Linked DNA regions of Homo sapiens: region 1 is linked to region 2. Evidence: chromatin loops called from intact Hi-C (ENCODE). Cell type or tissue: pancreas. All regions are shown on one strand. Each heading gives the region's core, and the rest is flanking DNA. Links, peaks and the distances in the headings are about the cores only.

What was found. A loop is a pair of places that touch in the nucleus more often than their neighbours do. Peaks named below come from ENCODE experiments on the same cell type or tissue, not always from the same donor. Only the 100,000 strongest peaks of a DNase experiment are listed, where the experiment ranks them.
Region 1: a loop joins it to region 2, with 2.2 times the contacts of the local background. A loop is called at or near these places in 10 of 110 quality-filtered maps.

The regions. Positions count from the first base shown.
Region 1 is chr6:154,492,607-154,509,201 of GRCh38, reverse strand. All of the region lies in intron 1 of CNKSR3 (CNKSR family member 3), which reads left to right. Among named protein-coding and RNA genes, the nearest start is that of CNKSR3, 9.8 kb to the left of the region's middle. In pancreas, for the core only: a CTCF peak has its summit at 8,184; no DNase peak of the experiment used is centred there.
Region 2 is chr6:154,605,819-154,622,413 of GRCh38, reverse strand. It overlaps the pseudogene RPL31P29. Among named protein-coding and RNA genes, the nearest start is that of CNKSR3, 100 kb to the right of the region's middle. RefSeq lists enhancers at 4,484-4,653, 6,546-7,052, 15,589-15,888. In pancreas, for the core only: no CTCF peak of the experiment used is centred there; a DNase peak (open chromatin) is centred at 6,663; H3K4me3 peaks cover 383 bases; H3K27ac peaks cover 3,680 bases.

The DNA of each region.
Region 1 (16,595 bases), core at 4,069-12,068, 110 kb after region 2:
CTTTTCTGTACTTTCAAGAGAACAAAGTCCACCAAGAACAATCTGTATTTTCATGGTTTCCCCCCACCCCCAACGACATCTCTGTTTCAAGTTACTATTTGTTTTTCTATCTGCTCTTCCAGGTGAGGAATGGTGTTCTTTCTCAGTAATAACTAGAATTGTGTAGCGCTTTACAGTTTGCTAAGAGCTCTCTCTGTTATTGTCCTTGGTCATCACAGTAAGCCTGTGAGGTAGGTAATACTGGTAAGACCAGGTCGTCTTTCAAACCGTCCCACCCATGGCTGCAGCATAATGAAAACTGATCACCGCTACATCTCATTTCTCACGCCTGTGACTTACACATAGACCACGTGGAATAGGATGTCCGAGGTGTGTGGGGTGTGTCAGTGGGTATGTCTGACCATTTCCTGCTCCTCTGGGAGAACTCCTTGAGAACGGGTTTGTCAAGTGAGCAGAATTTCCTGGACTCCTATATAAAATGAAGCTAAAAACAACACATGTTTCTGCCTTGGTGACTAGGTTTCCCTTGGTAAAGAGTAAGTGGCATTGCCAGTACTTGGTAGGAAGCATGAGCTTAAAAGCCATCCATGCCCACGCTAGCTTGAAATGAGGTGTGTTCCTCCATTCAAGATGCTGCCAAATTCCCTAGGCTGGCAGCTTCCTGAAACTGAGTTGATATGTATTTTATCTGTATGTCCCTCATAGAGCCAACTTGAGACACTGCAAATTTCAGCTACTGTTGACTTCTAGAGCCGCTCTGTCCAACTTAGTAACCAGTACCACTTGTGGCTCTGCAGCCCTTGAAATGTGGCTGGTTAGAATTGCAATGTGCTGTAAGTCTAAAATACACATGGCATTTGAAGACTTGGTATGAAAAAAAAGAACATGAAATATCTTAATACTTTTTATTACATGTGGAAATGATAGTATTTTGATACGTTAGGTTAAATAAAATATATTACTAAAATAAGCTTCACCTGTTTATTTTTACCTTCTTACATATGTCTCCTAGAAAATCTAAAATAACACAGGGCTCACATTTGTGGCTTCCATTATATTTCTATTGGACAGTTCTGCTGTAGCAGAAAGAAAGGGTTACATCTTATCACCCTGGCTTTTCTGAGCCTCTGCCAGCTTAGTTGATAATGTACAATCAGAAAAATGGTAACAGGCGCACAGGAAGATTATGGAGTGAGATCTTCACACCCTCAAGATTTGTGTCTGGTTTTGTTGTTGTTGTTGTTGTTGTTTTTGTCCCTCTTGGGATTGGAAAAGGAGAAGCGTAAAATCACATCCTGTTATGTTTGTTGAGTATTTAAAAGGGAAAGTAGATTAAAACGTTTTTGTTAGCCAGTTGCCTTGACGTTATCAGTTAGTTGAGTTACTTTCATCTAGGAAAAGTTTTCTCCTGACCTGAAAGAACATCTATGGCTGGCTCAATACCTACGATACTTACTAGGTTACATACCTGTGGTTGGCACTTGACTACGTTATACAAAATGCCTGTGCCCTTTTGGACCCTGAAATACAGCTTAGTAGAAAGACCTGGATACGTTCTGTGTTCGAATCTAAAAAAGATGGCTAAGATGATAAGAGGCTGCAATCTTCCAAGTTGCGTGACCCATTACTTGAATATTTCTCATAATAATGATGCTCAAGTATTGACTTTTTAATGAACTATCGACTTACAAAAGCTCGTCTGCTTATAGGACTATTTTTAGTGCTCTTTGCTAATCTCTTTACCCAACCTTTATTTTATAAATACATGCTACTGATAAGCAGCTCTTCATGTAGACTTTGCTACTCTTGGTATTGCATGAATCTGGGTAGGGCGATTATGAGAACCATAGAAGGCCTTAGATTTAAAACTGTCTAAACCTGGCCACAGTCGACAGCTGGATCTCACCTCCTTGTTATTTGACAGATGTGTGCCTTAGGAAAGAAGTTCTTGTCTACAGAATGAATTAACCTGTCTGGCTTTTATTATTAATGTTTAGCTACACTGTCACCAATTTTACCGTAATGTTAGTGGATCCTCAGTAATTATTAAGCAGTGTGTCAGGCACATGTCTAAGCATTGTACAAATATCAGCTCATTTAATAGGCACCACCACCTTTGAGGTAGGAACAGTTATTTCCATTTTGCAGTTGAGGAAACCGAGTCACACACAGATTGACCGATGTCACCCAGCAGAGCAGGTGGTTTGGCTTCACTCCACTCCATTTTCTCAGGAGTTTCTTCCCAAGGCCACATCTAGACCACACCGACAATCTTTACATTTATGAATAGAACTTCAGGATTCGGTCTGAATAGCATATGGTAGCGGAGGAGTCTCATCCAGTATATGTCTGTGTTATTCTCTATCTTTAGTTCATGTCAGAAAGTTATTTGTAAGTCAAATTAATTCCTAGTTCATGGCGCCTTGCCAGTCAGTTCAGTAAAGGCCTTTGCAAAGCAAATGATCTTTTACAACGTGTAGGGTTAGCCGCACATAACAGAAAACCCAGTGGGTTAACCAAATTGGGGTTCCATGGCGCTGCCATCTTGTTCAGCCATTCGTAGCACATGGCGTAGGGTATGGCCTGGCACATGGTGTTCATTTTCATACTTAATGCTTCAGTGCAAGGTGGCGGCTCCTGCATGATTGTCTTCCTATTCCAGGCAGAAGGGAGTCTCATGGAAGACAGAAGACAGGTAGCAGCCAAGTCTTCCCCTTTAAAGAGTTCTTTGAAAAACTGTCAAGTGACCTGGTTTACATCTCAGGTGCCAGAAATGTCACATGGCCACCTCATGCAGCAGGGAAGGCTGGTTGCTGTAATTTCTTTCTTTTTCCTTCTTTTGTTTCTTTTCTTCTTTCTCTTTCCTCCCTCCCTCACTACCTCCTTCCTCCCCTTTCCTCTCTTTTCCTTTCTTTTCCTTTTCATTTCTTCTTCCTTTTTTGCTTTTTCCCTTCCTTTCTTTTTTTTTAAGTTTGGTACATTGTGGCCCTGAAAAAAACTTGGAGTTTGGTCAGAAAGGAAAAAGGGGAGAATAGATATTGGTAGGCAGGCAACAGGGATTTACATGCACTGATTTTCATAGCTCAGTTCTCAGAGTACACATGTGCCACATTCCCTACTTATATCCAGCCCTGTTTTAGAAAAAGCATTATATCTTCATTCCTGTCCAACCTTCTTAGGTCAAAATCTGAACTTATATGAGGTCCTTTTCTCTAAGCTTGATTTAAATATGAGAAATTTCATTGTCAAATGCAGCTACCACAAGTCGTTTTTCTGCTTTAAAAAGGCCACTGGGGAGTGCCTTCGACGAGGAAGACGTGGGACTGGTTGTCCCAGCAGAACTGTCCTAGCCTTGGCTGTTGATCAGCCTCGAGTGGGTAGGCTCTCAACAATTGTGTAGTTGGCCAGGCGCGGTGGCTCACGCCTGTAATCCCAGCACTTTGGGAGGCCGAGGTGGGCGGATCACAAGGTCAGGAGATCGAGACCATCCTGACCAACATGGTGAAACCCCATCTCTACTAAAAAATACAAAAAAAATTAGCCGGGTGTGGTGGTGGGCGCCTGTAGTCCCAGCTACTCGGGAGGCTGAGGCAGGAGAATGGCATGAACCCGGGAGGCGGAGGCTGCAGTGAGCCGAGATCGTGCCACTGCACTCCAGCCTAGGCGACAGAGTGAGACTCTGTCTCAAAAAAAAAAAAAAAAAAATAATAATAATAATAAAATTGTGTAGTTGAGTCAGCACATCTCTAAAACCCACCTTTGGTCCCAGGACAGAAGTCTCTCTGGCCAGCTTCTGGTGCTGCTAGTGTTGGTAGCAGTCCCCATCACCAACCAAGAGAAAAGGGGGCTTTCTTGCTCAAGGTCTAAGCCACGGGACTTGCTCTTTCCCTGTCGTGTCTATTTGTTTATGACACATAGCAGTCTTAAGGTGCTTGACTATTTGGCCATGGAAAGTCTGGAATTTCCAAGTTAACTACAGAGATCTGATACATCACAGGTCAACTGCAATGTACTACCTTGCACTGTTAGGCCCTTCCTGCCACCGTCCAGACAGAGGCAGTTCTTTCTGTTACCTTGATTCCAGTTTAGGTTATACCTTCTCTTTTAGTCTCTGTGGTCCCTGGGAAAGGGAGGCCTTTTTGTTTTAGCAGCCGTAGGTCTACCATTTGGCCATAGTTCAGAAAAGCTCTTCATTCCACCCTCTCCTTGGTTCCATTCACTCTCCTGCACTCCAGTGATAAAATTCTCTTAATAACAGAAAAACATTGATTGATGCACTTATTATCTTGGCAGACGCTGTTCTAAGTGTTTATTTAGGCTCTCTCATTATAAAACTTCTTTACTTATTATTTTTTAATACAGAGATGGGGTCTCACTCTGTTGCCCAGGCTGATCTTGTCCTGAGCTCAAGTGATCCTCCCACCTCGGCCTCCCAGAGTGCTGGGATTACAAATGTGAGACATTGCACCTGTCCAGCCTCTTTGATTTCATCCTTAGAAAACCCAGTGAGGTGTTTGAATAATTTCCAGCCCATATTAAAGAAACTGAAGCAGAGAGAGAATTTGCTCAGGGTCCCCTAATTAGTAGTTGTGGTCTCCTTGGGGCTCTCCTGTACTCCATCACTTTGTCACTTTGATTACTTGTACCAGGGGGTGGAGCTGAATGGTTCAGAGCATGGGCTCTGGAGCCGGACTCAGTTTGTATCCCAGTTCTGCTTTTGACTGTGTGATCTTATGTAAGCTCTCCATACATTTCTACTCCTTGTTTTTATTGCTTTCTCTCTTCCTTTTTCCTATAGCTCCAGGACACAAACTGTTTTCTCTGAGCAGTGAAGTCTTTCATAAGGTGTATTCTTATCATCCAGGGGCACCTGTCAGTGTCAAAGAGATTTCTCTGCCGTTTACCAGCTGGTCAGAGGATCCGGGGCAGAACTTGCAGCTGATCAGGAAGGTTCTTGATTAGCGGAGTGATAAATGCCTCTTGCAAATTTCGTGAGCTTTCCTTGGGTAAATTAGTTTGAGCCATATTTCCTCACTTTTAAAAAATAGTACCTGGGCTTGCAGTGAGCATGGCATAGGATGGTTTTTGCTGTCAACTGTTGGCCCCTGTCTGGTACCTGGTCTGTGACCAGCAACTTCAGCATCACCTGGGAGCTTGTTAGAGATGCAGAAGCTTGGGCCTGCCGAATCAGAATCTGCATTTTAATAAGATCCCCTGGCGATTCGTGCACCCATCACAATTAGAGAAGCACTGTTCTAGCACGTAGCTGCAAATGTGTTTTCAAACTTTGCTAGAGTCCTGCTATTGTAGTATTGGGCTATCTGGTCTGGTATGTACTCCAGCTGTTTTATTTACATTCTGGAATGATGACACTTAATTTGAGAAGGCTTGTCTTTGCCACTAATTAAAGTAAAAAACCAGTCTTACGGTGTGTGCTTATATTTATAAGCACCACCTAGCAACAGCATCAGGCAATTCTTAGCAAAATAAGTGAGACATTTCCCTTGAGATTTCTTCCTTATTCCTTGAAGAGTTCTTATAACAGCCTTTTTTTTTTTTTTAAATAAGAGGCAGGGTCTTGCTCTCTTGCCCAGGTTAGAAAGCAGTGGTACGATCATAGCTCATTTTAGCCTCAAACTCCAGGGCTTGAGGCTTGAGTGATCATCCTGTGTCATCCTCCCAAGTAGCTGGGACCACAGGCACATGCCACTACACCTGGCTAATTAAAAAAAAAATCTTTGTAGAGATGGGTCTTGTGGTATTGCCCAGGCTGGTCTGGAACTCCTGGTCTGCAGTGATCCTCCCGGCTCGGTCTCCCAAAGTGTTGGAATTACAGATGGGAGCCACCATGCTCAGGACCAACCCCTGCCCCCCTTTAAAAAAAAATCTTTAACACAAGTAGTAAGAAGGGAGTTGTGGGGTGGTCAGTGGTCACTGTGGTTGAAGTTTGTTCTCAGGATCCTCAGTAGGACCTAGGAGGATGAGATGGGCTTTTGGCTAGTCACACTATCCTATAGTTGGTGACCACACGGGGTTTACCACACTTAACTGACTTTTGGTGGAGATTTTATTGTTGATGGGAAATGACACCAAATGTCATTTCAGGAATAAATAACCATGGCAGTTCTAAAAACTTGGCACAAATATATGAGTTGCGCTGAGACTGGGGTAGCTCCATCCTTTATCCATGGAGATTGGCAAGTGACAACTCCTGCTCCGGCTCCTTCGTGCATTCCCCTTATTGTGAGGAAGCGAGAGGGGCCCTCCCGTCTGTGTCCCCATGCCTGTGTCACTGCCTCTCTTTTCACCCAGCGTGTTGTCTTCTAGCTCCCGGACCTGAGCGTTCTTGCCTTGCTTTCTCTCTTTCCTCTCATTTATGCTATTTCTGGCGTGTCATCACTGGCTTACCCATTATGTAAGCTTTAAGTGAAAAAATCAGATGTTATTTTCATGAGCTCTGAGGGCACTTCTGCATTTGTTCTCATTTGACTCTTCTGAAGCCTGGAGATGCACAGGAAGGCAGTTTCCACTGCAGATGAGCAGCATGGAGGAGGCTTTTGGAAGTGAAATGAATTGTCCAAGGTCCAGAGGTGAGGAGCTGGGACCAGGCCTCACAGGCTTCTGTTCTGTGGTCCTGTCCCGTCCCTGGTTTCTGCTCTATCCAGGTGGTGCCTTCTAGTTCCTTCCTAACCAACAAGTGTGGGAGGCTGGGTGTGGTGGCTCACGCCTGTAATCCCAGCACTTTGGGAGGCCGAGGTGGGTGGATCACCTGAGGTCAGGAGTTTGAGACCAGCCTGGCCAACATGGTGAAACCCCGTCTCTACTAAAAAAAAAAAAAAAAAATTAGCTGGGCATGGTGGTGGGCACCTGTAATCCCAGCTACTCAGGAGACTGAGGCAGGAGAATCTCTTGAACCCGGGAGGCAGAGGTTGCAGTGAGCTGAGATCGTGCCACTGCACTCCAACCTGGGCGACAAGAGCAAAACTCCATCTCAAAAAAAAAAAAAGAAGAAATATAGGGAAAGCCCTTTGCATAACGTATGGCATATGTGTGGAATTAAAAGAGGAAATACAGGGAAAGCCCCTTGCATAACGTATGGCGTATGTGTTTACCCACTTATTATTCATGATCAATAATAACTCAAGTTAACTGGTGGTGTAATTGGGATATTTTTATTTAAATGTTTAATATTGTTGTGGCTGATTGTCACCCTTCATGTGCTTATTAATAATTTATGACAATTCCATTCACCCTTTTGTTGTTATACAGGAGGTAAGTTAAATCAAGTCCGTCTTCGGTCTTCTCATTGTTTCCTTGGACGCTTTCCCCCTGTTCTTAGGGGAATCTTCTCGGTTTTAGGTATTGTTCTAAGTGCTGGGAATCCATAGTCCCGGCTTTAGTGTGGTAGATGTGTGGGTGACAAACGCCACCACCAACCACAAAACAGATGATAAGAAAATTTCTACTGATAAGCATAAATCAGAAAATAAAGCAGAGAGGTGAAGGAGAGGGACTGGGTGGGGGACTCCTTTGGATGACGTCATCAGAAAGCCTTTCAGAGGTGACATTTAGGCATGAATGGTAGGAAGGAACCAGCCATCAGAAAATTAGGGAGAAGGGCATTCTAGGAGAGGGAATAACTCATGCAAAGGCCCTGAGGTGCGAACCGGCTTGGAGAGTTTGAGAAAAGGAAGTTGTGGTGGGGTCATGAGAGCGAGGGTGGGGGTGATGGGTGAAGAGCAGGTGAGAGAGACACACAGAGGCCAGATCATGTAGGTTCTTACAAGTCGTGGTCAGGGAGGTGCAATTTTTTATTTTTATTTTTTAATAGTTACGGTGGAAAGCAGAGAGTGACAGTATTTGATCTGTGTGTTGAAAGATCAGTCAGGGTTTTTGAGCAGAAATGAATTCAGGAAATCCAGCTGGAAGGCATTGCAGTATTCTGGAGGCGATGGTGTCTTGGATTCAGGTGTTGGCAGTTTCAGCCTTTGTGAAGCCAAGTTCTAGTTACAGTTGGGTCATTGACAGCTTCCAATCTCAGTAATGTAAACATTATATTTGAAGTTGGGATGTCTGCTCATTCTTTCCCCTCCTGCCAGGGCTAAGGTAGATGCTCTCCTCTGCCCCTGGCTCCTCTCTGGCCAAGTATGATGGTCATTTAGAATAGAGAGCGCCCTCTGTCTTTCTGCCTTGTTCACATCATTGTTATTTTCTGGCACTTTTTGCTGCGGCTAGTTTCTGAAGCTGTTTATTCATCTATGAATAGAGTTTTTGTGAAATTGGACTTAGCCTACTTTGTTTTCTTTGACATCAAATGGCTGATTGAACATTTTTAAACCTGGGATCAGAAGGGCAAATATGGTTGTTTATTAAAGCAAAGCAGTTCCTTAGAATGCGAATCAATAAGATGTAGAAATTAGAAAGCTTTCTATGTGAAAACTTTTAAAGTATTTGAGTAAAGAAACTGGTGTATCTGACTTAAAATATTTTGCCCTACTGAAAGACTATCCTAATGTTTGCTTTAGAAACTATAGCTCCCATACTTTTGGTGGAATAGATGGCATTTTGAGAAATTTTCAACAAGAGCTGGGCAGTTTTAAACACATAATATATCACTTCTCCATAGAGGGGAGGGAGTGGGAGAGGGAACTTAAGGAGGGAGGCTGATAATAAAATAACCTGGAAGCCTTAACCCCTTGCTCACACCCAGCTGTGAGTCCCCCAAAAGGAGACAGTCTGTCAGCTCCATCAGAGGAAAACCCCTACGTGCTTTCTATCAGAAAAGGCGGCGATTATGATAATCTGAATCATGCTTTCCTGAGGATAACCTTTTAGTGAAAGGAAGCATTCTATTTCCTATTTTCAGAGATTTGTGGAAAGGGGAAATTCAGTGCTTTGGGATTGGGAGTGGATGTGTGTGTGTGTGTGTGTGTGTGTGTGTGTGTTTCTAATTTTACTTACATATGCATTAATTGAACAATTTTGCATGTTCTCACAGTAATTTTATATTACATTGTCTTCAGGAGAATCAAGTCAAAATACTAGTTGGAATATGATCTTTGAAATAGAGGAAAACTAGCTTAATATGTAGGGTGGATCAGACTTCATGTAACACCTGTTAAAGTTGTCAGCACCATCTTAACAGAGATACCAACTGGAGTCTTAAACTAACCATGAGCAGATGACACAACTGTGGGTGGCATTTAGGAAACGACTCTGTACACTAAAGCCTTAAATTGTTACTAATAAGTATTTAAAAAAACATAAATACTCTTTGCTATTAAGATGCCTGGAGACACATGGTTTGAAGTGGTTTGATTCTAAGCACCCCAGGCCAATTTGAAGAATTTTACATAAAGCTGATTAAAGAAAAACCCTTCCTGGAGCTGGAGAAATTCTTCATTCTTACTTGGATCAAATCAGAGATGGACAGGCCGGGCATAGTGGCTCACGCCTATGATCCCAGCACTTCGGGAGGCTGAGACAGGAGGATGGCTTGAGCCCAGGAGTTCGAGATCAACTTGGGCAACATAGTGAGACCCTGTGTCTACCAAAAGAACCCCCCACATTAAAAAAACCCGGTAGAGATTGGCACCGTGGAATAGAGAAACTTAATGAGTGTTTAAACCAAGCTTTTCAAGAGACCGTTTCCCAGGCACATACATGCGGGGCGTCTCAACATCCTGTCACCATTGTTCTTGAACTCACTTCTTCAACACCAGCCTCACCTGGGAACATAGACATGTAAATTCCTGGGCCTCACCCCAGACCTGCAGAATCAGAAACTCTGGGGGTGGGATCCAGGAAGCTAACAGACTCCTCAGGGAATTCTGGTACAGGATAAAATGGGAGAATCAGGGGTCTACACCACTCATGTGGACTCTATGGAAATAGGTGACATAAGCCAGACTCTTCCTCATAATGCCTGTCCACAGTTTTTTGCTAATACATAATAACTGATTAAGAAAGACAATGTTTCCAGTAAGGACAGTGGTGACATATTTAAGTAGATGAGTAATGAACCTTGGCTTGTAAGTGTCCTTTCTGCAGAATAGGGAGGGAAGAGTTAAAGCTGGTATCCCCTCGGGCTCTTAGCCACCTGTTAAACCCCAGGCCCAGGGCATCCTTCCGTCCTGTCCCTGTGAGTGCTCAGCCCAGGAACACACAGAAGGGGCATGTTTCATGGGTCCGAAAGGACCTGTTTAGCTTTCATGTGGAATTTCCAGACCTGACTCGAATAGGGGAGCAGAATGTAACCCCCTCCCCTCCATTGCGAGAAAATAGTTGAGCTTCCTCACTTAGCACTCAGGTTTTGGCTTTGAACAAAGCATGGAGATGAGAAGTGAGGGAAAGAAAAATCAGAAAAGAGCAATACTGAGTCACAAACATGTTGCATTTCAAAGCAAAAAGCTCTTTTGTCTTAGTAGGTGGGCGTTGTGAACGTTGAATCAGTGTAGATGGAATTTGAACCTGTACTTTTGGCAAAACCCATGAGAGTCCAGAATAAAAAAGACACTGCAGAAGTGAACACCAAAGACCAGGAATGGCCCTGAGACTTGTAACAGGAATCACACTGAGACTTGTAACAGGAATTGCAAACACGGTTGCCTATAGGGGCCAGGAGGCAATGTCAGAAGTTGCAGTGTGGGGGCGTGACAGTAGGGAGTGGTGGAGACTGTGGCAAACCCAAAGCCATGTGTTGTCTGGTTTCTGCTGATTGTGGATGTGAAGTTTCCAGAGCTTCTGATTTTTGTCATTTTTTTGTTCTTGTCAAATGAAGCTGTAAATCTGGGTTTCTATGTGACATTTCCCAGTGTTCACAAAATTGTCTATAGCTTTTTTTTTTTTGACGTAGACCAAACAAAACATATCTATGGACCAGTTTGCAATTTCCTCTGTGGACAGCCATGGTCAGGTGTTAATTGTCCAGTGAGAAGCGCACCTGTAAGATGTGAATAAAATTGGCTGCATAGTAATTAATCAGCTATTCAGTAAACTTTTTTAATGTATAATTTGTTTTTCCTATTTACCTAATTCCGTTATTCCTAAAATTGCAACATGTAATTCCATGCAGGTATTATTTAGCCAGAAACACTCATGCCCTGATGTATTCAGCAAACCACTGAATAGTTACTCTTCAGGGTAAAAACAGGAATTCGGCTTCTCTTGGTTGAGTTTACCTCCCCATAGTGGCTATATAATATTGGCCTCTGATGGGAGCTGTTTGTGTTTGCACAGAAAGTTTTCACATATCACCTAAAATAGGGAGTGTGCCCCCATCTCTGTGCTGGTTAGTGGGGTCCTACGTAAATTAGTAAGTTATCTGTTGACTCAAGGTTCTTTCCATCTTCAAGGTGCTCTGCATCGGGAAATGAAGCAAACAAGAAACACCAGCTTCAGTTCTTAATCCAGAATGGCACTCACCCCAAAACACAATTCACAAAACTTCTTAAACACAGGAGAATATTGTAGTCTTTCAGTTTGCGTTGTAAGTATACAGGCTATAGAGATACATAAGTGTATATACACACATATACAGATAAACATACCATACATATTTATTGTGAATGACATTTTGATAAACCTTCATTAGATTTTTATTTCAACCATTAGCTCCCTTTCTAAAAGCTAAAACCAAAAAAGTACAAATTTCCTTTTTTGTACCAATTACTCTGCTTTATGCTAGGGACAGCCAGGTGAGTTAGGTGTAAATGAAATCCGTGTCCGGAAGCTGGCAATTTAGTAGGGAGGCAGCAGTGAGCAGCTGACATGTATAGCATTTCTCTCTCTCTCTCTCTTTCTCTCGTTTTTGAGACAGGGTCTTCCTCTGTCACCCAGGCTGGAGTGCAGTGGCATATTCAGGGCTCACTGCAGCTTTGACCTCCGGGGCTCAAGAGATCCTCCTGCCTCAGCCTCCTAAGTAGCAGGAACCACAGGCATGCATCACCACACCTGGCTAATTTTTTTTTTTTGAACTTTAGTAGAAACGAGGTCTCATTATGTTTCCGTTTCCCAGGCTGGTTTCAAATTCCTGAGCTCAAAACGATCCTCCTGCCTCAGCCTCCCAAAGTGCCGGGATTGCAGGAGTGAGCCACCGCGCCTGGCCTTTATCACGATTCTTTAAGGGCCAGGCTCTTGCTAAGGCTTCCCATGCATTATCTCATTTCGCCTTCACAATGCTTATTTGATATCGGGTGCTTTTATCATCTTCATCTTAGAGTTAAGGAAACCAAACCCTGATGTGTCTGAGCTTGCGTAGATAGCAAATAGGGTTTGAATCAAGAGGCATTAGAGCCTGACGTCTCCCCTAGAGGCACTTAGGTGGGTAAGTTTGGCCTGATAAAAGGTTTTGAGGATGAGGGAAAAACATTTACATCATTAGCATTATGAATCGCATTGATCTACTTAATTTTAACCTGTAATCTTACCACTCAAAATTCTAGAGAATAGTGTATCTACTTCTTTTCTCTTTTTAATATATGATTGGGCTCTTGTAAATGGGACAAGGTGGATTTTAAAATATATTTAATGGGGACTATTTGACCTTTGGGTAGTCCCTTCATGTTTTTAGGTTCTAATGCTCTCATACATTAAAATTCTGAGATGATATGACTGTATATTTAAAAAAGACAAGAAGGAAATACATCAAAATGCCCACATTGGTTATCTATAGAGGATAGAATGAAAGATGGCTTTATTCTCTTGTTTGCTCTTATTAAAGCAATCAGATGGTGCTTCTCCTGTACTCAGAGCCCTGGCTGCTTCCTGCCTGGCCTCTCCTGCGGGCTGCTGTGGAACCAGAAAAGCCTTAAACGGAAATGTGGGAGAGAAGGTTGGATTCACTTTCATGTCTTTCCAGGGTTGTGACCCCTCAAGTCCTGGTTGCCTTTGCTGTTCTCTATTACCTTCAAACAGCCAGCTCGTCTTTATTTCTTTTTTAGTTTTGTCGGGGTTGGCTTGATAGATGTTAGTCCATCATAGCCAGATGTGTCTAGCCTTGTCTTTTGAATGCAAGATTTAGGATGTGGGTACTTAGCTGTTAGTGGACATCAGAGTCACTAGTCAGGATGAAAGAGTTCTTGGCTTTAACTCCCAGAAATTCTGGTAACGTCATGTATAGTGACGGCCGCATGTCTAACAGGTGGCCAGGTAAGTCTTTTGGGGTGGTCTGTGAATCACAGTTTGGGAGACATTGACTTTTAGGGAGTTTGTTCTGAATTCACTAGATAATAGAGATATAATACAGAGCTTTGAAAGCTGGTGTCTTGATGACAGAGCCGTGGCAATGGGGAGGGTTGAGGAGGTGGCTGTTGGGCCTGTCTCCTGGTGAGAGTTGAAAGGGCCTGAACTCAAGCAGAGGCCTCAGAACCGAAAGGTGGTGGAAGGATGCAGCAAGAGGCGCCACACAGGAGTACTCTGCGCCCTGGCAGGGTCTGAATACACGTGGGAGTGGTGAGAGGGAGAACTTTAAGTCCAGGTTTTGTGCCTCAGTGACTTAGTGTGGCCATATCATTAGAAATGTGTTGAGGCCGGGCACAGTGGCTCATGTCTGTAATCCCAGCACTTTGAGAGGCTGAGGCAGGAGGATGGCTTGAGGCCAGGAGTTTAAAACCAGCCTGGACAACATAGTGAGAGCCTGTCTCTACAAAAAAAAAAAAATGTTAAAATGAGTGGGTGTGGTTGTGCACACCTATAGTCCCAGTTACTTGAGAGGTTGAGGCAGGAGGATTGTTTGAGCCTAGGAGTTCGAGGCTACAGTGAGCTATGATCACACCACTGCATTACAGTTTGGGTGACAGAAAAGCCCAAAAGCTATCTCTCTCTTAAAAAAAAAAAAAAAAAAAAGTGTTGAATTCTGGGAAGGAGCTGCTATGTGGGTTTAAGAGTGAGCACAATTTACAGATACCAATCTCAAAAGCTGTTCTAGTTTGTAGATGATACATCTTCCTTGATACCAACAAAGATACTTCCATGATTCAAACATTTAAGAAAATGCAGTGCCCTCTCTTATTACAGCATTCTAATTGTGTCATGTTGTAATGAGGTGCAAATATCATGCAGCCTGGCACGCGAAATGTGTTAGAATAGGGCAGTGTTAGTTAAAATTCAGGTCCTCAAGCTTGAGTGTGAAATGATGCAATGTACATGAATATGACACCCGGAATTATTTCTGTACAATGCAGCCTAAGTCATCGACTACAAAATAAAATCAGAGGATTAGAGACCTACAGGACAGCATGTCAATGGAGATCTAAAATCAGTGCTGATCAATGCAAAATGCATCTTGGCATAATCCCTGAAGTCTTGGCCAGTGCTTGGAGAGATAAGCAGTTCTGGCTAACATAACTGGCTGCAGTTGGTGTTTGGGTGGGTGAGCCACTTCCCTGGGACTTGTGCCTCCTTAGGGTTGCCAAGGCAAGAGGGTGAATAGAATACTGACAGGGGAGGAACGGGGGTGTGTAGGGCTCTTCAAGGTTTGGTGCTGAAGGAAGAGGGTGGCAGAGGGTGGAAGGGTGGCCTGTTTTCTTATTCATCATTGGCCCAATAAGCCCTTAGAAGTAGAGGTGATTTCTTCTATGCCTTCTCTCAGGTTAGGTTAATAAATCCTTTACTTAATAGGATTAGCTATAAAATGGTAGATTGTTTTTCTTATAAATTATTTTTCTTATATTTACCTTTCTCCGTGTTCTGTTTCCTTGACAGTTCTATTAAAACTTGCTAATTTCTCATGTCTGATTTTAAAATTAAAACAAACCCCATTGATACAGTTTGGCTGTGTCCCCAACCAAATCTCATCTTGAGTTGTAGTTCCCATAATCCCCACGTGTCATGGGAGGGCCCTGGTGAGAGGTTATTGAATCATGGGGACAGTTTCCCCTATGCTATTCTCATGATAGTGAGTGAGTTCTCATAAGATCTGATGGTTTTATAAGGGGCGTCCCCCTTCACTTGCCTCTTATTCTTCTTCTTGACCTAATATGAAGAAGGATGTGTTTGCTTCCTCTTCCACCACGATTGTAAGTTTCCTGAGGCCTCCCCAGCCATGTGGAACTGCGAATCAATTAAACCTCTTTCCTTTATAAATTGCCCAGTCTCAGGTATGTTGTCATAGCAGTGTGAGAACAGACTGATATATTAATTTACCTGGTATTCTGAAATGATGCCACTTATCTTTCTTATTAATCCTAGCTAGCTCTGGAAGTGAAGCTTTCAGTGGAGTTCAGTGTCACTGGAACACATTAGGGGGTGTGATGTGGTTTGGCTCTGTGTCCCCACTCAAATCTCATCTCGAGCTGTGATCCTTAATGTTGGAGGAGGGACCTGGTGGGAGGTGACTGGATCATGGGGGCAGATGTCCCCCAGGTGTTCTCGTGATAGTGAGTGAGTTCTCAAGAGATCTGATTGATTTGACAGTGTATCACTTTCCTCTTGGTGCTCTCTCCTCGCTGCTGCCATGTGTGCCTGCCTCCCCTTCGCCTTCCGACATGATTGTCAGTTTCCTGAGGCCTCCCAGCCATGCCTCCTGTAAAGCCTGCAGAACTATGAGTCAACTAAACTTTTCTCTGTAAATTACCCAGTCTCAGGTAGTTTTTTATAACAATATGAGAATGGATAAATACAGGCTAACTCCAACTCCCCTCACCCATTGCCTGTTAACTAAAGTGCCCAGTTAATTGGCACTTCCACTAAGGCTGGAGAAGGTTGCTATTCACTGTGCATTCATTAAACACATCTATTGAGTGCCTTCTGTGTGCCATGCACTGTTCTGAGAGCTGAGGATGTGGCAATGAATGAAAGAGACAGCAGTTCCTATCTTCTCGGAGCTGATATTCTGGTAGGGTAGAAAGATGATTGTAAAATTCATAGCACGTGAATGTGATAGAGGTCATTAGGAAGGGCCACAGGTGGATTTGGAGGAGTGGGGATGCAATTTTAACTAGGATGACCAGGGAACGATTTCACAGAGCAATGTGGCTAATGGGGGAAGAATGTTCTTGACAAAGGGAACAGCGAGTGCATGTGTCCTGAGACGGTCAGTGTTCCTGAGGCATCGTGACCAAGGGGAAGCTGAGGGTGTAGAGCCCTAGAGACCTGATCAGTACTTTGGCTTACAGTCAGTGTTTTGGGGAGCTATTGGGGGGCTTTGAGCTAAGAAGTATTATCAGATTTACATTTAAAAATGATAATGGTGGCTTTGCAAGGGTGGGATCAGGGAACTAGTTCGGATGCCATGGCAATAGTCACATGAAAGAGATTGAGAGGTGGCCAGGTTCCGGGTATTCTGAAAGGCCAGTAGGATTTACTGAGAGATTGAATTTGAGTGTGAGAGGATACCCTTGAAGTGTTTGGTCCAAGGAATTGGAAGGATAGAGTTGTCATCTCCTGAGAGGTGGGAGAAGCAGGTTAAGGAAAGATCTGTGTTGTTTTTTTTTTTGTTTTTTGTTTTTTTTTTTTTGAGACAGAGTCCCACTCTGTCACCCAGGCTGGAGTGCAGTGGCACAATCTCTGCTCACTGCAGTCTCCGTCTCCTGGGTTCAAGAGATTCTCCTGCCTCAGCCACCCTAGTAGCTGGGATTACAGGTATGCATCATCAC
Region 2 (16,595 bases), core at 2,985-10,984:
CTCCATCTCCTTTAATTCAGGAGAATCTCTTTTCTGTGTGATGGGCAAACATCACAACACATGGAATAAACGTAGATGAAAAACAAGATGGAGGCAAATGCTTTTATTTTGGAATAGAACCTTTTATAATGATTTTGCATTAGGTTTTGCACTAGTTAATTATCCCATTCATTAAGGGCTAATAAAGTGATTTAAATTATACATTGTCAGAAAGTGAAAATAAATGAAAAAAAATTTTTCTATTTAATTCTGAACTGCCTCAATGGCCTGTTTTTACAGAGGTACTTTAGCTTGAAATAACGGCTTGAATCAACACAGAAGAAGAAATTTGAGCGTGCACAGAAAATCCTTGGAAAGAGTTCTCTCAGAGCTTTTATCTGACCACCAACCTGAAATACTGATCACAAGACAGATCATCTCTCCATGTTGTCTCTCTTCAAGGGGTGTTAAACCGCAGCGCAGCCAGGTTGGAAAAAATTCAGATTTTAATAATATCCAGCTTTAGATGCCATCAGCAAGATGACATTTCCTGGAAAGAACTATGTTATTAAAGTATTATTATTTGGAGTGATTTGCTTGATATGATCAACAAAGAAAAAGTAAATTATCCAAATGGGACTTCTGGCAAGGAACTGCATTCTCATTAAAGGGGAAGTATTAGTGGGCCAGACAATTCAGACACATTTGAATAAACACTAAAGACGAACTTTTTTTTTTTTTTTTTGAGACAAATTCTTGCTCTGTTGCCCAGGCTGGAGTACAGTGGTGCGATCTTGGCTCACTGCGACCTCTGCCTCCTGGGTTTAAGCGATTCTTCTTCCTTAGCCTCCCCGGTAGCTGGGATTACAGGCAAGTGCCACCACACCCAGCTAATTTTTGTATTTTTAGTAGAGACAGGGTTCCACCATGTTGGCCAGGCTTGTCTTGAACTCTTGACCTCAAGTGATCCACCTGCCTCGGCCTCCCGAAGTGCTGGAATTACAGGTGTGAGCCACTGTGCCTGGCCAGAAGATGAACTTAATGTTAGAGAAGAGGAACTGTTCATGGAGACCAAAATAATTTGTAAGGCCAGTAATTCTGGTTTCGCCCACTTAGAAAGAATCAAACCAGGCTGACCTTTGCCAAACTTCTTGGCAGCCTTAGCTAGGGTTTATATTTAAGGAGAATTTAAAAGTCAAAAGAACAGAGTGTATACGATGTCATGTGCTTTATCATCGCCGTCTTTTAGATACTCAGACATAATGGCATAAAATCTGGAGCTCTGGCATTTCAGAAAAATACCAGAAAGTGTGTGTGTTTGTGGTGGAAGGGAAGGCAGACAATTTCAAATTCATTACCAGGGTGTCATCGAGCTTCAAATATACTAAGTTAGAGCTGATAGGCTTTGAATATATTACCAAATCTCATTTTGCCAACGAGAAGAATACAATACAAAAACTTTAACAATGACATTGTTGGGTTAGTTATAAAAGAGGCTATAGATAATTAAACAAAATGTATTCATTTTCATTTTTATAGTTTGGACAATTACTTTTGAAAAATATATAGATGAAAAAACAAGGAAAATTTAAGTTAGGTAAATGAAGTTCTGATACAGTTTCTTGACAAATTCCTGCCAATTGCTCTTGTATTAAATGCCAATATTATTTCCTTAATTATTGTATAAACACAAGATTTCTAAGTCTTAGATGTTCAATGATCTAACTCCAGTAGTATTTGATCCAAATTATAAGTGAAAGACATTAAACCATTTAGAATTACTTGAAGTAGGGTATGAACAGTATTATTGAATAATTATGAAAGTACTGAGATATAACTATTATTTTTTCCTAAAAAAATTATTTTTAGTGGATAAAATAAGATACACTTTATAATCTAATTTAAAAAATACTGATGAATTATATGGCTACTCATCTTCCAGGTTTTTTTATTTTATTTTTTTATCTTTTTTTTTAAATTTTTTTGAGATGGAGTCTCGCTCTGTTGGCCAGGGTGGAGTGCAGTGGCATGATCTTGGCTCACTGCAAGATCCGCCTCCTGGGTTCAAGCAATTATTCTCCTGTCTCAGCCTCCCGAGGAGCTGAGACTATGGGCGCACACCACCACGCCCAGCTAAATTTTTGTATTTTTAATAGAGATGGGGTTTTACCATGTTGGTCAGGCTGGTCTTGAACTCCTGACCTCAGGTGATCCACCTGCCTCAGCCTCCCAAAGTGCTGGTATTAGAGGCGTGAGCCATTGCGCCTGGCCTATCTTCCAGGTTTTATACTAAAAAAATGAACGTCTTGAATTATATTCTTCATCTGCAAAAAAGTGGTAGTTTCACTCAGGAACTTGCTCAAAAAATTAAACTTTATGCCAAAATGCCCCCAAATCTAGCCGAGGAGATGGATCCAAGAGTCACATTTTAACAGAAGGGGTGTGTTATGAATTTACCAATTGGCTATAGGCTGCAGGTGGTGATGGTTGAGTACATGTGAGGTGCAAAGAACCTTTGGCCAATCTTCGAAGTTTCTTTCAAATTTGTGGTGAATAGATTCCAGTGGATTATCAGAAGACAGTCTTTCCTACACTTCTGTGTAAAATTCTTTTTAGAGCAGTCCAAGACACTAAGAAAATTGAATTATGTTTACAGATGTCAACCTCCCTCTGCCTCTCTCTCTTTTTCTCTCTCCCCGGCTCCCTGCCCTGCCTTCCTCTGTCATATTCCCTTCATCCCCCTACACAGGATGGAGTGCCAGGTGATCCTAATTCAGAGTCTCTTTTTTAGCCCTTGGCACAAAACTCTCTGCACCTGGGTTCATTTTTCTTTTAAACAATAACCTACACATAGTCCAGAGTCTTTGACTAATATTTGTTGAGTTGAAATATAAAAACAAATTGTTAAAAATGGGATCTGAGCCTTTAGGGCTGATTCGTTTGCATTTGTTAATGCTGTTTGCAGCGAGTCTTGGCTCTGCTATCGTTAGGTGAGGAGCAGCCTGTCCAGGTTTCAGTAACTGTGGTTGTAGTCCAAGACTGGAGCTCCCGGAAAATCAAAGGGCAGCATGGAAAAGAGAGGTCTGGGAGTTCTTTTTTGCCTGGTTGTTTCGCTTTTGACTGGAACAATGTGTTCTTTCCATAGATGGAAAAAGATTCTGAATTTCAGAATTCACTTGGGGAGTTTTTTAACACCTGCATTAGGAAACATTTATGCATACTCAAGAATTTCCACATTCTTCTGCATTTCTTCACCTCCTATATAAAATATGGTCTCCCACTGGGGCTTTCCCCTGCTCGCTGTGCTGAACTCAAAGCTCAGTTGTTACCTTTATAATGGAATCCTGGGAAAGTTTCCCTTTTCATGAGTGAGGCTCCACCTAGAAGGCGAAAGAATTCACCAAAGCTAGAAGCTGGATGTCGCCATCTAAACTTCTGTGACCATATTTCATTGATTTGGAGGCACACACTTTTTCAAATTATTATTTCCAAAGCTGGGATGTGTGTTTCAATTGGTGGCATCTTACGTTCTATAAAATACAGTATAACAGCCAACAATTTCTGTTAACAGCGATAATTTCATCTCTTTGGAGGTTTCCAAAATCACATTGAGATCCACAGCTATGGAACTCTAAAACGCCTCTCAGTAGCTGTCTTTGTCCTATATACTTAGAGCCCTGTGAATCACTATATGGCTTTCAATCCTCTTAAGATCCTATGACTTGGCTGGGTGCGGTGGCTCACTCCTGTAATCCCAGCACTTTGGGAGGCTGAGGCGAGCAGATCACAAGGTCAGGAGTTCGAGACCAGCCTGACCAACATAGTGAAACCCCATCTCTACTAAAAATACAAAAATTTAGCTGGGCGTGGTGGTGTGCGCCTGTAATTCCAGCTACTCGGGAGGCTGAGGCAGGAGAATCGCTTGAACCTGGGAGGCAGAGGTTGCAGTGAGCCGAGATCGCCTCACTGCACTCTAGCCTGGGTGACAGAGAGAGACTCCATCTCAAAAAAAAAAAAATATTCCTGCAACTTTGGTTAGGATGGTGGTGTATCATTTGAATCAATGAAAGCTGGTTTTTATTTTGTTGTTTGTTTATTTTTGAAGACTAGTTCCTCATTCTTTGCCTGTTACACACAAAACCCACACAAAATAATTATGGTTAATACTTACTTAGTGTGGACTATATAGCAGGCAGTGTTCTAAATATTTGAAATATATTGTTACTGACTCTGCGCAACAACATGAGAAAGTTCCAATTATTATCTCTGTTGAACAGATGCTGAAATGGAAACCTAGAGAGATTAAGTAATCATGTTTAATAATAAGTATTGGAGCAGGGGTTTCAGGCCAAGCAGCCTGGCTCAAGGGCCCATCCTCTTATCATGCATTTATGACAATGTAATTGATAAGCACATAGGCTACAAGGAGACAAACCTCAAGCTAATACCGCCAAGAGCGATTACAGTTGTATTATTATCATGTTATTTGATTTAGTTCTGAGCTCTGAACTTCAGGGATACAATGAAAACTCAATAGAGTTTACTGTCCAGCTGAAAAAAAACCAATATAGAGATGCTCAGAGATAGACAACTGGGCCAGGATGTGAAAGGCAGGATATAGCGGCCATCTTTGTTTTAACTTCTCTATGCTTGAGTATTTTTGTAAATTACCTCACATGTGTCATTGCCTTAACTATCCAACCCTATCATTCCGTTTTCCTCAGACTTGTCTGAAAATAGGTGTTGGCTGTTTTTGAAGGTCGAGGCCAACCTCAAAGAGTAAGGATTTTTCACCACTGAAAAATTTCAAAAGAATATGCTGTGGTCTGTGAAGGTAATTCTAAAAGAAGCTCTCCTACATTTTTAAACAATGGAAAGCTCACTGGAAAAAGCGGATGTTCTCCGGGACTGACCTCTTTAAATGGAGACATGCTCTTTAGATGCTCTAGTCATGGATATTTATTTTTAAATATGGTGTGTTTTATGGTTAGAGTTCATAGATTACTTAAAACAGGATTAACCTCTTAATACATTGCAGAGATGATTAAACTACATGCCTATCCTTTGCTTGCATTCTTCAAGAAAAGTGATGCAATATATTTTCCTTTTGGTTTTGAATCCACAGTTGGTAAGGATATCATTTGGTTTTCTATCCTAAAAGTCTATTTGTATGTCATTATTCTAGATCAAGATTGTGCTATAGAATAGATTCTCCTGACAAAAGGAAAATTCCAACTTATCCCATGAATAAAAAATAGATTCTATTTGAATAATCGAACAACATGCCAATATTTTCCCTTTATTTCTCATTTTACTTTATTAATCTATTGATCTATCAACTAGACTCCCAAAAGGTCAATTAAAATGTCAATATATTTTTGTGTAGTATTGTCATTATTATTTCTTTCTTTCTTTTTTTTTTTTCTCGAGACAAAGTCTCACTCTGTCCCCCAAGCTGGAGTGCAGTGGCATGATCTCAGCTCACTGCAACCTCTGCCTCTTGGGTTCAAGTGATTCTCCTGCCTCAGCTTCCTGAGTAGCTGAGAATACAGACATGTACCACCACGCCCGGCTAATTTTTGTATTTTAAAATTTTGTAATTTTTTGTATTCTAAAATTTTGTAATTTTAGTAGAGATGGGGTTTTGCCATGTTGGCCAGGCTGGTCTTGAACTCCTGACCTCAGGTGATCCGCTCGCTTCGGCCTCCCAAAGTGCTGGGATTACAGGCATGAGCCACCACACCCGTCTGTCATTATTATTTTATACAAATGTTAATCTTGCCCTCCAGGTGCATTCAGAGAGGCAAAGTATTCTTTTGGTACCCAGTAAGGCTCCACTCTTTCCTGTGGGCCACAGTACAGGATTATGGAGATGGAGTTGTGTTGGAATTGACGGTGGCTAGTTGAAGACTGGACTGTGGCCCAAGCTCCTTTCTTCCTATTCCGTAAACCTATATGTTACTCCTACATGTTAAGTGGGTATTCTGGGTTCCAAAAAAATTATGTAAAAGTCACAAAAACATTTTTAAACATTCAACAATCAGCCATTTTGATTCTTGAATTGGGCATTATTTCCAATCAAGTAAATTTTGGCAAAAATTTTTTTAGTTGTGAAATGTTTATTAAATACCCACTATGTAGGCCAGGCATAATAATTGCATTTTATCCTTATTTCTCTGCCTTTGGAGCTTGGATGTTGCTGTGAATCTGAAGAACATTTTAGATTTCCTCACACGTGAACTGGAGGCTAAGGTGGGATGGATAGTGAGCTATTTTTTTTCCATATTAATTTTTAAGTTTTAAAGAATTTAAGTTTTAATCAACTATAACTTTATATGAAAATGCTCCTCATTAGGGTAACCAAAAGCCCAGCTGTTTTAGGCCTGAAGAGAGTGATTTACTTATCTCATGTAAGTGATTTATTGAGAGAGAAGCCTCTACCGAAGTGAGGAAACAGCAAGAGAAGAAGCAAAGACGCGGCTTTTGCGGAAGCCCAAGGGTGGCTCTGCAACGTGCGGGGCGCCCCATACGTGGCCCCCATCCAGCAGGGGGGTTGTGCTCTGCAGCTCCGCCAGGGCCTTGCCGGAGGCACATCACCTCCTGGAGGCAGCAACCTCCCAGGAGCTGAGCACGGTTCTTCCGAGAAGGAGGCAGCTGTGAGCCACCAGCAGCCGCCACTCACCACAGCAGTGGGGTGGAGGCACTGCCTGGTGAAGGAACTGGGCAAGACGCCAACAGTGTCCACAACAGGCTCCAAGGAAGCCGGAGAGGGAGCAATCAGCAGTGATCTCAAAGAAATGAGAAACTGCCATTTGGCTGCCTGTTGACTTCTGGAATTATCCAGTTTAGGTAATAAAGAGACGTTGTTTATTGATTGGGAAAAGTGAATCTGCACATAACTGTGTTTAAAAATCAAGAAGCAAAGGGGACTTGAATACTCTTACCATAGACTTTTGAGAAGTTGAAGTTTATTGCTAATTTAGTAAACCTGAGATCAAGTTGTCCATCTTCTCCTAAACTGCTTTTGGTACCTTTCTGGGGGAAGTGGAGTCTAGTTGAAGATAAAAAAAAAATTCCCAGCAACCAATATCTGTTTTATTAGCAACTGAAAGGAAAATTTTTTTTTCTTTTTAAAAAGTAATGATTTGATTTATTTGATAAAATACCAGAACAACTGCATGCTCATTGGTATCATTCAGAGTTCTAAGAGGTAAAGAAAGACAATCATTTCATCTCTACACACCCTCCTGAGGTTACCACCATTAAGGGTTTAGTATTATTTTACCCATTTCACAATGTGAATATAAACACAGAAAACATACAACATTCTTAGGGCTTCCTTTTCTATTTTTTAATAAAAGAGAGTACTTTTTTTTTTTTAAAGTAGATATATGACATGGTCTGACCCAGGGTTCAGTGAGCAGGCTTTGTGCTTACTCTGCTTTCAAATGATTAAAAATAAAATTCCATGCGTAGGGACACAGAGGTAAGGGTCATAGGATATCACATCTGGTCAAGAGGAAACGTGGCCCTCGGTCAGGGGAAGAGGACTGAAACAGCGGCACTGTGAGGTTGATGCCCTTGACCACAAGATCAGTCTTTAGGGTTTTGAACTACTTAAGATCCTGACTATTTTGAAGTCACTTTGGCAGTGAGCTGACATGTTTTATTTTTATGTTTTGGACCATATCTTTGGCAGGCTATCTGTTGTTCTTCCCTATGACTCTATGCAGAGGCAGCATCAACATTTCCCTTCTTGAAAACAAGCTGGTGTTTTACTTTAGTAGACACTACCCTGAATCCCTGAGTCAAGGAACTGTTTAGAACTGAAAGGGGACCATGCAGATATGGCCACCCCACTCTAGGCCAGTGAGTGTGAGACACGTGCCCTTGTCCACGCAGCACGTCGTTTTGAGGTTCTGATAGCTTGTCCAACCTCCTGGCACTTCACTGGCCCCACTTGTGTTTTACTATTTTACTGATGAGGAAATAGAGGCTCAGAAGTTTGCATAACTCTCCCGAGGTCACACAGTTAGACCGTGGGATGCTCTTGAGTCTGGGTTTGTTTAACTCCAGATGCCATGTGTCTTTCACTGCATCATATCCACCCATAATCCTGTGCCCGGATGTTTTACCAAATGGTGGAAATGACACATCTATCCACATGAAACAACTCTATCCAGATATTGAGTTGAGAGAAACAAAGTGAGTCAAGATTGAAGTGGATATGATTAAAAGAAGGTAGGATTGCAAGCCACTCGATTTGAATTCCAGGGCAGCTATGTGGTCCTAGACAAGTCACCTAACTTCACTGGCCTCAGTCCCTCATTTGGTAATTAAGGGTGTGAGCAATAGAGTAGAAGTTCCAGTGCTAACATTTCTGATTCTGGTTGAGGAAGCTGGAAGGAAAGCCATATGAACTTGGTCTTAAAGGGAGAAGTGAAGGAATGGCTGACGGACAGTCCGGATTGAGGGAGTAAAGTAAGCAAAGGCTCAGAGATGAGTTCAGACACACTATATTCCTGGGACTGTGATAGATCTCATAGCATTTGTTCACAAAGTAAGTTAGTGTGCTTGGATAAAGGGCTAGACCTATGCCAAGTAGGAAGTATTTGGAGACACCTACATACCCCACTCATTGTTGTGGATCTCATATCTATTCCCCACCCTGCCACCCCACCATAAAAGCTTTCTTATTATCCACTCTGAGAAGGTGAATTGGAAGTTTAATAATTCTTAAGAGAAGCTTTTTCTTATTGACAAGGAAAAAGATCTAATGTGGACTAGGGATTTGGGAAACTTGTGCACATGTGCTGAGTCAGGAGGTTTGAGCTTATCTCTCCTACTATCTGGTTGGGTGTCAATTCCATTGAAGCAATAATTATGAAGGGCTGATTACACATATGACGTTATGGCTAAAAGCAGCCCACAGCCTAATGAGTCATGAGCTAAAGGACTGTGAAACTCCTAAGAGCTGTGAGCAGGAGCTATGGGAAGTGAGTGGCTAAACCAGGCCAGAGGCACCGGAGAAGACTTCCCATAGCAAGCGTCATTTGAACTGTACCTTGAAAGAAGGAAAGAGGAAGGAGGGAAAAACAAACCAGATGAAGGGAAGAGCATGAGGAAAAGCACAAAAGCATGACGTGCACAAGGTGATCAGGAAATGACAAGCCCTCTCTGACACTGCAGGATCCGCCACATGGAGGGTTGGAGAAGGCACGTCGTTGAACATGGGCTAAGGTCTCATCCTGGCTCTTCATGTTCTGAGCAAATGTTTCTGAACTGTTAAGGCACGTGAATGGCCACACCATGTCCTGTGGCGTAGCGTGGGATTCTGCAATTGTACCCAGATTGTCGTCACATTATGGTTGCAGGACAGAAAAAATGGAATAAGGCATCTGACTGAAATCAAATGGCAAACTGAGCAGGTTTATTGAGGTTAATGGGCTAAAACACAGAAGGGTGTGGAACCAAGTAGGGAAAGAACTAAAATGTGGTTTTCGTAAACACTTTGGAATAAAATTGTATTGTACAAATAAATTCAGATCCAGTCAGAATCATCAGAGATGATTCAGTAGTTCAGGAAATAAAAAAATCGATTTTTATTATGTTGTTCTATGTTGAAACCTTGTTAATTGGTCTTTAAATTAAAACTAATTAAATGGACACACCCTACTTCAAAAAAGGCACAGTTAAGTGATGGGTGTTTCTTAAAGTGGGTTTAGTACTATTGTTCTTGGACTGGAGGGTGAGGGGTGCCCCCTTATGAAAATAATTTCAATACATACTTAAAAGGTGATTCATTGTTTAAGAGTAGAAGTTTGCACATTTATATTTTTCATCTGAGGGCTCGGAAAATTATGTATTATATGTATCTAGGTTGGTGCTCATTCATTCATCAACCATTTATACCAAGTCCTTACTATCCTTGGTACTTTGCTGGTAGGAGGAAGAAAATTTCTGGGTAGAATACCATGGGGTTGCTTAAGAATCTCAATAAGAAGACCAAACAACCAAGCCGCAGTTTAAAAGTATTATGTAAGCATACGCAAATTTTAATTTTATTAAATATTTACATATGTAAATATTGGAGAAGCTGGGGCAAAAAATCGCACAGTTCCCCGAAATAAAACTCTGAGAGCTATTTTTAGCTCTTCTTTCTTCCTTCATCTGCTCCCAAACCACCCCATCCAACCCCACACTAATTCAATCTGTCACCAGTTCCTACCAAGGTTACCTCTGAAGTGTAATTGATTGGTTATTTTTTCTTCTCTTCTATCTCTGCTTTGGGCCTATTGTCTAACGGGAATTTGGTTACCTGATGAGACATATAAAGCCATTAATCTCCTTATTTGTAGACATTTCTGGGTTTGCATAAAATAGCATTGCTCAGCACAGTTTTACCCACTTTGTTCATCAAAGTATGTACCAAATGGCTTTTGGTCTTTTTCAGTCATATATCCAGATCAATGGTTCTCAAAGTGTTCCCAACATCCCTGGCATCCTTGAAACCTTTTCAGGGGGTCTGTGATGTGAAAATATTTTCATAGTAATAGTAAAACGTTATTTTCCTTGTTTACCTTCATTCTTTAAGAAGTAGAAAGTGGAGTGTTTTAGAAGCTACAGGACATGGGATGTCCTATCTCTGATGGCTAATGGAAAGTGTCCTTAGGCATTCTTGTGTTTTAAATTTGTCTCAAGTTATACTTATAATGTATTAAAAATAGATATAACCCACAACAGTGAAAACTCTCCGGGTTCCCAGTAGTTTTTAAGAGTGTAAAGGGCTCGTGAGAGAAACTGTTAGGATCGTGGGCCTACGTGAATGCCTTCCATAACTGGGCTTCCTTCTTCTCATGCTTCTCTGATCTCACCTTTATTCTGATCATCCTCTACGTGTCATCCACACTGACAACAGAGTCATCTTCCTGAATCTCAGGTCTGGTAGTTGCTATGAGTTTAGAAACTTCCAACAGCTTCATGTTTTTTGTGGTTTTTTTTTTGTTTTTTTTTTTTTTTCCCCACAGAATGATGCCTTAGATCAGCACTGAGATGCTGTCACAGTCTGGCCTAAACCTTCTTTTTTTCCAGTTTCAACTTTCACTACACATCATCTACACTATCCCCTAGACATATGCAGCTGAGGTTGGCCAAAGATAGCAATTCAATGAGTATCCTTTCTTATACCTTCCCAGTTAAGATGAAAAATTCCAGAATCTATAGTCCCAAAGTATAGTGTTTACACCTTTATTTGTCACTTACTATAGTTTGACTAGTGTGATAACTGTGTAGCTCTTCTTCCACCCCTTGAATGTGAGTTCCTTAGGGACAGGACCTTGTCTTTTTATTCTTGCAATACCTCAGACCTAGACAGTGCTAGGCTTATTACATTTAATAAAAACAACTTTATTGAATACATGGTTGAACAAATTATTGCGATAACCAGATTCTATTGTCTACATATGTAAGCATTTTGTAATAGGTATGAATTTAGTTATACAATATTAAGACTGATTTTTGAACCTGTTTTCCTGGTGAGACATATAAGACCATTCATCTCCTTAGCGGTAGACATTTCTGGACTTGTATAAAATAGCATTGCTCAGTGCATTTTTACCCACTTTGTTCATCAAAGTAGGTACTAAATGACTTTGATCTTTTTCAGTCACATATCCAGCCTCAAAGCATTGAGATTTGCCAGCACTGAGATTATGAAAAGGAATATGTCTTATGACTTTGGACTTAATTACAGTTCTGTTCTATCCCATTCAATTCAACAGGCACTTATTGAGCTAGCAGCTCTGTAGGCAGCTCTGCGGATATGGAGACGAATGATACAAGACTCCTGCCTTTGAGAAGCTCACAGGCTAATCTAGAGAACAACGAGATAAACACGTAGACACAGCTCATCATGATAAGGGTAAAAATAGGGAACAAATGCAGGACCAAAAAATGATGAATTCTCTCTCAGGGAGGTGGTGATATGACGGTAAGAAAAGGGTTTTCAGGGAACGTGTCTCTGAAGATAGGATTTTATGGAGGAATTGGAATTTCTTAGATGGATGAGGAATGGGAGTAGAAGGGGGAAGGTTTCCAGCAAGAAGACATTTGTCTCGAGGAAAGTGGTTTAGAGGAAACAGTTGGAGGCCTCGATCACGAAGGTCTCATTTTACATGTCTGGATCTGATCCTGTAAGTGCTAAAAAATTTTAAGTGAACAATTCTAAAATTATCTAGAGTAGTAACATCAGGGTTGAATGAAGTGTGTGCCTGCCAGGAGTACTAATTTGGAAGGCTTACACTGATTTGAGTATACGAGCTCTGATATATTTATTTTGAAAATCAGTTTGTTTATTTTTTATTTTCTGTATTTTTAATGGACCATTAATAATTGTGCAGTTACAGCATTTTAGACCACATTTCATACAACAGATATCTTTTTAAAAGCTAATTTCTTACTTATGGCTTTCACTTAATTTTACAGATATTTATTGATCATCTACTATGTGTCAGACACCTTTTCTGTGAACTTGGGAAACACCAGTGAACAAAACAGACAAAGATCCCTGCCCCCATGCATCACACATTCTAGTTTTCTTACTCTATAGTCCCTTCTTGAGGGTTTGTGTGAAGAAACTGCCCAGATATTAGGATGGGAAAGATGCTAGTGAAGTTAAAGCATAGTGACTTCTCTTCCCTTTCTTATTAAGAAAACCTTGAAAGGTGCATTTGCAGGTGGATAGGTGAGGAAAAGGACATATTGTGGCAATGGGTTACAATGGGTTACGACAGAAAACCCTTGCTTTTTCTCTTGACCCGTTTACCAGTGATTTAAAAATTGGAAGTCTTTAGGCCGGGCCCAGTAGCTCACACCTGTAATCCCAGTATTTTGGGAGGTCGAGGTGGGCAGATCACTTGAGGTCAGGAGTCCAAGACCAGCCTGGCCAACATGGTGAAACCCCATCTCTACTAGAAAAAAAAAAATTTAGCCGAGTGTGGTGGCACACGCCTGTAGTCCCAGCTACTTGGGAGGCTGAGATGAAAGGATTGCTTGAACCCAGGAGGCAGAGGTTGCAGTGAGTTGAGATCATGGCATTGCACTCTACCCTGGGTGACAGAAGAGAGCACATACCTCCCGCCCCACCTAAAAAAAAGTCTATATTTTTTAGAACAATTTGAGATTCACAGGAAAATTGAGAAGAAAGTACAGAGAATTCCCATTTACCCTCAACTGGTTTTCCCTATTATTAACATCTTACATGAGTATGCATATTTGTCACAGTTAATAAACCAATATCCATTATATTAGCTAAAGTCCATACTTTATTTAGATTTCATAAGTTTTCCCCTGATGTCCTTTTTCTGTCCCAGGTTCCCACATTACACTTAATCGTGCCTCTTAAGCTCCTTTTGGCTGTGACAGTTTCTCAGGCTTTCCTTATTTGGGGGAGTTTTGAGTAGTACTGTTGAAGTATATTGTAGAATGTCCTTCAGTTGAGATTTTCCTCATGTTTTTCTTATGATTGGACTGGGGTTACGGGTTTTTTGGGAGGAAGGCCACAGACGTGGAGTACCATTCTCATCAAATCATATACAGCGTACAGACTACCAAATGACTTAACACTGTCGATGTTGACCTTGATCACCTGGCAGAGGGGCCGTTGGTCGGGTTTCTCCACTGTGGAGTTACCCCACACCCGCTTTCCATACTCTGCTCTTTGGAAAGAAGTCACTATGGGCAGCCCACATTTAGGTAAAGAGTTTGCTTCACCTCCTCGATAGTATCTACATAAATTACTTTGAATTCATTTGCATAGGAGATTTGTCTCTTCTCCTTCATTTGTTTATTTATCACTGGTGACTTTTTACTGTTTCCATGAATCAAGTACTCAAAAGACATATTCACTGAGGGCTTACTATAAGAAGGCATTAGTAGTACATTGTTACTGAGCAATATTTTGTTTTATTTTTTTCAGAGACAGTTCACTTAAAAATGAAGAACTTGGATTTCTTGTCCCACCTCTGACACTACGAGGAGGCTTCAGACAATTAATTTCACGCCCAAGCCTCAGTTTCCTCTTCTGGAAAATTAGATGATGGAAAGGAATGAATTCTGACATTTTTTCCAGCATTGAAATTGTAGGGTTATATAATATATTCATAGAATAGGCTTCAAATAGTCTACAAAAGGAAATTATTAATATCTGTAGTGGGCAGGCCCAACTCAGTGAAATCTGTGTTTCAAATCTTCCTTCTCATTGCCTCAGGAAATGTATATTTTGTCTGCCATATTATTTTCTTATGACTCAGAGTTAAAATATATATACCCAATGAAAATATCAAGTGGATGAAGTTAACCTTGTTAGTAGCATATAATATTTTATGACAAAGAAAAAAATGCCAGACCATCTGCAAATGACTGTTTTATGGATTTAATAGAAACCACCACTTATGGAAAAAGCACCATGGAATAAAAACAAAACAAAGGAATTTGAAATCTGTTCTAACACCAAATGGAGGTGGTATGGCCATGACATGTGGGCTCTTCCTCACTGCCATCTCTGTTGGGAAAAAGAAATACGAAAAAGTGAAAAAAGCAGAGGAAACCTGGGGGATGAAAAGCATGGTTTAGACTCGAGAGAAAAACATATAAACATTCATTTCTTGCTTCTTCTGAAGCTCCTCTTTGGCCTAAAGAAAGGAGGCCCCAAGGAGGAGGTCTCAGTGTTGAGTGCCGGTTGGCACTTGGCTTTACTTTACGGAAAAGGCAAAGTAACTTTTTTTCTACTCTTGCCCTTTGCAAACTTCATCAGGCTTTTCTGGGCAGCTGGAGTCTCTCTTTTCACTGATGAATGTCTTTTAATGCATTTCTTGCAAATAGCATTTAGTGGATGTTCTTGCCAGTGGTTTCTGGGAAGATTTACTCTAGTCAACTCAATAGTTGTCAAGGCAAATTATAGTTCAATATAATTCAAAGAACAGAGCGCCATGACAATCCCTGCCTCTACGCCCCCTTTCCATTGCCAGCTGTCCCACCTGGGACAGGTCAGTTACCCTCCCTTGGCTGCGGTTGCCTCTGCGGTAACATTTTTCCTGCCTGTTCTGAAAAGAACGACACAGATGACCTCTTGAGGTCCCTTCCATGCCTGTGTTTCCTGGGGAACAGGTCCAAAGTAGCAAAAGTTGGGACTGAGGTGATGCAGCCAGTGTCAAATTGTCGCAAAGTGCCTGTGACATGCAGAGTGCTTTACTATGCATTATGGAGGAGAGGTAAGTAAAATAGACTCTCCAGGAACTTACACCTTGGTCAAAAATAAACAATAACTCAAAGCAGCCTAGAAGAGGTCTGTGGCAGGAGGACAAGCACTCAGGGAGCTCAGAAAGCCCTTCTGCCCCCTCTCCTGAAGGCCCAGCCTCTCTGCTCTGTCTGGAAGGGGATTGGAAGCCAAGGAAGGATGGGGGAGAAGGCAAGGAAGGAGATGGAGCTGGGAGGAGCACTGAAGGGTGCATATTTTCCATCTAGCAACGATTGTGGGGGCCCAGAAAAGTGACTCCAACCCCCTACACCAGGGTAGAAACTGGAGGTCAGGCTTTTCTCAGCCTTGTTTTTGGCTCAGAACTGAAGTTGCAGGAGGAAGGCTGAAGACAAGGGGCTGCCGCCATCAGACGAGGGAAAGTCCCTGCACGTCAGGCTTTGTCATGATCACTAGCCTCTCCCAGACACAGCCAGCAAATGGGTGGTTCCCCAACATGTGGGCATGAGAAGAAAAGACCTTCTGTGCTGATGTGGACCAAATTCCCCCACGAGTCTGCGTGGGAGGTGGGCGGGTGTGAATGACAGAGAGAAAAGAGGATGTCACCGCTGGGGGCTGTGAGGCAGGGTGCACGTCCTTTCTAGGTGGAGTAGGAGGTGAGGGAAAGGAGGAGGACTCCAACACTAAGGCATCCACTCAGGGCTGGGTGATTCCCATGACAACGAATACGTGTGTAATTCTCATGAGATAACAACAAATACAAGTAATTCTCATGAGATAACATTTCCATTGGATTGATGAAGAAACATGAGGTTCTGGGGCCCTAGATAATTTAGTTCCCAGAGTTAATGGCAAAACCAGGAATTAAAACAAGATCAGTCCAAATCCACAGCCCAAGCCTTTTCTACTGCTCTCCACTGCCTTGTATGATGACCGCCTCCACGTTGTTTGAGGGATGTGTCAGCCGTCTCACGCATGAGGGAAGGGGTGGTGCATTTCTCCCATCTATCCACCTGATGTACAGTTGGAAATTCCATTATGTGGCATTCATTTTTAAGGGGTGGTAGAAATAATCTCTCTTTAACTAGCCCCCTTTTTAACGTGCAAAGGCCGCCCCCGCCTCCAACTTTTCCTGCCTCCAGCTGATGCAGAAGTTGTACTTGCAATCTCTGCTTTCCCTCTCACCCAGTCCCCTGCAATCTTCCTTTCTATCTGGACCTGGCAAAAATGGTTTCTGAATAGTAAGGTGGCAAGAAGGGCCACCTGCCCTCAATGAGGTGGTGACCAGAGACTAAACCATCGACATTCACAAGCTCATTCGCAGAGTGGGCTTCAAGAAACAGACCCCTTGGGGCACTCAAAG